2 separate regions of the Homo sapiens genome follow, and region 1 is linked to region 2. Evidence: read pairs that join two places in POLR2A ChIA-PET (ENCODE). Cell type or tissue: K562. All regions are shown on one strand.

Region 1 (2,500 bases), 140 kb before region 2:
GGCTGAGGTGGGGAGGATCACTTGAACCCAGGAGGCATAAGTTGCAGTAAGCCGAGATCTTGCCACTGCACTCCAGTCTGGGTGACAGAGCCAGATGGTCTCAAAAAACAAAAACAAACAAAAGGATTATCTTATTTCAGGGGACTGCAAATCTCCTTTTGAAAATCTTTCCTCAAACTAGACCTCTCCCATCCTGATTGCTCATTCAAGTTATTCATTCAACAGCTATCTATGGAGCAGCCACTGAGAACGTGCTGGGGGACCAGCCAGCGCTTGCCCTCAGGGAGCTGGAGACCCTGGCAGGAGGGCACAGATGTGCATCAAGGCACTCCACAATTGCCCAGTATTATGCTGGCGGGCTGCTCTCAAAGCTGAGAGGGACTCTGAGCTCAATGTGGGGTGGGATCAGGGAGAGCTTCTTGGAGGAAGTGGCATTTATACCCAGGCCTAAAGGATGATGAGATTTAAGTAGATGAAGAGAGATGGCCTCTGCTCCCAGCATCCCCCTCTGCCAATATGGGCCTCCTGCCCCACCAAACTGCTGAGTCTCACACTCCCTGGGAAAACCCTGTTCCTTTCAAGACTCAGTTCAAAGTACACAGCAGGTGGGTGAATGAATGAATAATGCCCAACCAGGGCCTTCCTATTCAAACTCATGTATTCTTTCCTTTCTTCAAATACTTTACCATCCAGCATGAGTCAGAAGAGACCTGAGAGGCCTCCTACCCTACCCTTGCCCAGCCCATTCTCCAGAAAAGCAAACAGAGGTTGCACCTGGTTTGGTGTCTGGTGGAGGCAGCAGCAACTCCCGGAGCTGGGAGTCTTTAACATCCTCGATCCAGCGGAGGTCCAGGAGCCGCAGGGCTGGCAGTGGGGCTGAGCCCAGGGCAGAGACAGAGAGCCAGGAGCAGCCAGAGAGCACCAGCTCCTGCAGGCCTGCGGAGAGGGGGCAGTCAGGAAGCAGGTGCTGTGAGGACTCCATCCCAGGCCTGTCCCTGTCCCCACCCTGTCCTCCGTACCACACACCCTACCTTGTAGTCGGTTCAGAAGCCACATGAGCTGCTTCTTGGAGACACCTGTCCAGCTGAGGTCCAGGGCACGGGGCTGGCGGCGAACCACACCACTGAGCATGGGCGGGGTCAGTGACTTCCGCCGGCTCAGGTCCATTCGAGGCCACAGACGCTTGTCATAGCACCTGGCGGCCATAGGGGGGAGACAGAGACCTCAGCCCTCAGCTCTCAGCAGCCCACAGTTCCCAGGCTCCCCAGCTCCAAGGGTGCACCCCAGCTCTCTTCTGGCCACACAGACAACAGGGTAGCAAGAAGCACCTGACCTCAGCCAAGAGCACTGGGATTGGAACCCAACTCCATCACTAACTGGAAATGAGACCCTGGGCAAGTCTGTTCCTCTCCCTGAGCCTCAGAAGCCTCGTTTATGATTGAAGGCAATAGCCCCCCCACTCTGCCTGCCCACAGGGCAGCTGTCAGGTCACATGGGCTCATCCCAGCTGTGGGCCTCCCAGCATAGAAAGTGTGCTGCCCAACACATACACAAATGCCACGCATGCTGCCTGATGTCATGCCAAGGGGACTGGTGTTATCCAGTCGTCTCCAGCCACCCTTGGGCTTCTTGATTCCTGACTGAGTTCTGGTGCTCATGGGTCCTTGCCTCCTTTACTCATCTCTGCTTCTGATCCACACCTGTCCCATCTTGACAGCCAGCTGCCCGCAGCTGGACTTACAGCCCTAATATCTTCCCTATTACATTACTGTGTTCCTCCAACTACAATGTAAATTCCACAAGGGCAGATTTGCGTTTTCCACTTTTTGAAAAAAAATTTTTTTTGAGACAGGGTCTCACTCTGTAACCCAGGCTGGACTCAGGCTCACCGCAGCCTCAACCTACTGGGCTCAAGCAATCCTCCCACCTCAGCCTCCTGAGTAGCTGGGACCACAGGCACATGTCACCACGCCTGGCTAATTTTTAAACAATTTTTTTGTAGAGACAGGGTCTCACTATGTTGCCTAGGCTGGTCTTGATCTCCTGGCCTCAAGCGATCCTCCTGCCTTGGCCTCCCAAAACACTGGGATTACAGGCATGAGCTACTGCACCCAGCTGCCCATTTGTAATGAATGAATCAAGCTAGTAACTACTTAAAGCTTCCACTGACCACTCTCCCCCACCTCCTCATCTACAGCATTTCATTTATTCACTCTGATTATAGAAAGCGTTATAGGTCCCAAGTATTGAAGCTACAAAGATGAACGAGTCCTAAGCAACATTAAACAGGTTTCCTAACCCGAGCACTCCACAGGCCTCAACAGACTATCTAACATGCAGTGGGCTGGGTGCAGTGGCTCACACCTGTAATCCCAGCACTTTGGGAGGCCGAGGTGGGTGGATCATGAGGTCAGGAATTCGAGAACAGCCTGGCTGTTCTACTAGTGAAACCCTGTCTCTACTAAAAGTACAAAAAATTAGCTGGGCATGGTGGCGGGCG
Region 2 (2,500 bases):
ACACTCTTTGCCAGTTGAAACACATTTCCCAGTTGCATCTGCCAATCTGTGACCTCTACTTAGGGAACCAAGATAGATCAGGTTAGAGAGGTAGGCTTGAGCCAGGTTTCAAATCCTCTTGAGAGGTGGGCTTGAGCCAGGTTTCAAATCGTCTTGAATGCCAAGCTGAGTTTTGACTTGAACTCACAGGCAGTGAGTAAATCACTAAAAGGTATTTTTGGAACGAGGGGTGGCCTGAGGCAAGGATTTGGGGACTCCTTGTAGTGGAGTTTCACGTGAAATAAAAGGGAGAGGCAGGCAAGGTTGCAGGTTGTTGCAACGACACAGGTTTGCGGCAGTACGGCTGAGGGAGGGCTGGAAAGACGGGTTGGATGGAAAAGATGAAGCATAAAAGTATGGTCAAGGGAGGACGAGGGAAGCGGACGGAAAGCAGGAGAGAAAAACTGAGGTTCCGATTTGATTGAGAATGAACCCTCTCTCGGGAGGAGGGGCCAGGTAGTTTAGTTTGGTGCTGGTAGTGCTGAGTTTGAGAAGCTGACCCCAAAATCTGGTCTTGACCGCAACACGGAGTGGGGCCTGAGCTCCTCGGTGCAGCCCCAGCTCCGCTACTCGCTGCTGAACGACCTTGGACGAGCCCATGTCTAAATCAGACTTGATAAAGGAGTCGCCTCTAAGGAGGAACTGGGATCCCCTCCTTCCCAGGCTGGTGCTCGGGAGGGTGGAGGATGGAAGGAGCGGGTCCTTCCCCCAGGGAGCTCGGGGTCTACAGCAGGGCGGGGAAGCGGCCCTTCCAGAAGAGGCAGGAGAGGGTCGCTCCCTCGGCCAGCCTCGGGCCGCCTGGGCTTTACTGGGAAAAGCAGCCGAGGTCCTGGAAGAGTCGCGCCCCGCGGCCCCCGAGGAGAGCCGCGGCCCTCTCCTTGCCTCCCCAGCGCCTGATTCTCCCTTGCTGGAATTCGGGAGTCAGGGATGCCTTTGGGGAATCCCTTCCCCTCCTTCGGTCCTCGGCACTGCCTCTGAGCTCGGAGGCCCCGGTCGCCTGGGCCCGGACGCCGGCCCGGACGCCAGCCCGGGAAGCAGCAGGTCAGGAGCGGGAGCCGGAGCCAAAGCTGGACCCAGGCCGGAAGTGCGGCGCCCTCCGTGGGCCTCTCTAGGAGCGGAGGCGACCGCGTCTCAGTGGGAATAACCCCTTCAGCTCCGGGAGGCCGTCGCCGCGTGAGGTGTTCGCTCGCTTTCCTCCTGAGAAGGGCCGAATGATGGCCGCTAGTCACTCTGGGGACATTTGGAGGATTGAATGCCTGTAACCGCGCAGGGCCCACGGCCTGGGTTTCCATCCCCGATCCGCCTCATGGCTGAGCTCCTCGGACAAGTTATTCAACCTCTCTGAGTCACAGCTTTCTTCCTTGCAAGGGGTTGCTGTAAGGATTCCATGAATTAATGCATGTGCAGCACTCAGAAGAGAGGCTGGACCCCGCGTGGTGGCGCGCGCCTGTGATCCCAGCACTGGGAGGCCAAGGCGGGAGGATAGCGTGAGCCCAGAGGCTTGAGGCTGCAGTGAGCTATGATCACGCCACTGCATTGCAGCCTGGGTGACAGTGAGACACTGTCTGGAGGGGAAACAAAAAAGCTATATATCATTTTTTTCCATTATTTATACTCTGCTATAAAAGAACTTTTGGTGGAGGGTCACGTTTGAGACATGAGAATAAGAAACATGATAAAAATGATAGTAATAACTGCTATTTACTGAGAGCCTTCTGTGTGCTAGGTTCCTTACACACCTTATCTCTATAACCTCAGGGCAATTCTGTGAAGGGAATGTTAATATTATTCCCATTTTATGGATTAAGAAACGGGTTAGGCCAGGCGTGGTGGCTCACGCCTGTAATCCCAGCACTTTGGGAGGCCGAGGCAGGTGGATTACAAGGTCGGGAGTTCAAGACCAGCCTGGCCAACGTGATGAAACCCCCTCTCTACTGAAAGTATAAAAATTAGCCGGGTGTGGTGGCGGGCGCCTGTAATCCCAGCTACTTGGGAGGCTGAGGCAGGAGAATCGCTTGAACCCAGGGGGCAGAGGTTGCAGTGAGCCGAGATCACACCACTGCACTCCAGCCTGGGCGACAGAGTGAGGCTCCGTCTTAAAAAACAACAACAACAATAAACGGGTTAATGGCCAGGTGCGGTGGCTCATGCCTATAATCCCAGCACTTTGGGAAGCCGAGGTGGGCGGATCACGAGGTCAGGAGTTTGAGACAAGCCTAGCTAACATAGTGAAACCCCATCTCTACTAAAACTACAAAAATTAGCCAGGCATGGTGGCACGCAGCTGTAGTCCCAGCTACTCGGGAGGCTGAGGCAGGAGAATCGCTTGAACCCGGGAGGCAGAGGTTGTGGTGAGCCGAGATCTCGCCACTGCATTCCAGCCTGGGCAACAAAGCAAGACTCCGTATCAAAAAAAAAAAAAAAAAAAATCAGTCACAGTGGCTCATGCCTGTAATCCTAG

What was found. ChIA-PET counts read pairs that join two places held together with the same protein. Peaks named below come from ENCODE experiments on the same cell type or tissue, not always from the same donor. Only the 100,000 strongest peaks of a DNase experiment are listed, where the experiment ranks them.
Region 1: POLR2A ChIA-PET joins it to region 2 with 6 read pairs; 10 of 35 experiments call an interaction of 5 or more read pairs at or near these places.

Annotation. Positions count from the first base shown.
Region 1 is chr16:30,940,811-30,943,310 of GRCh38, reverse strand. It overlaps FBXL19 (F-box and leucine rich repeat protein 19), which reads right to left. Exons shown (of 11, transcript NM_001382779.1): 8 at 1,032-1,195; 9 at 775-936. Among named protein-coding and RNA genes, the nearest start is that of ORAI3, 7.0 kb to the left of the region's middle. RefSeq lists an enhancer at 1-747 and a silencer at 1,172-1,301. In K562, a CTCF peak has its summit at 1,203; a DNase peak (open chromatin) is centred at 1,190.
Region 2 is chr16:30,804,234-30,806,733 of GRCh38, reverse strand. All of the region lies in intron 1 of LOC124903679 (a long non-coding RNA gene), which reads right to left. Among named protein-coding and RNA genes, the nearest start is that of ZNF629, 18 kb to the right of the region's middle. RefSeq lists silencers at 997-1,086, 1,227-1,286. In K562, no CTCF peak of the experiment used is centred here; DNase peaks (open chromatin) are centred at 713 and 1,133; H3K4me3 peaks cover 1,519 bases.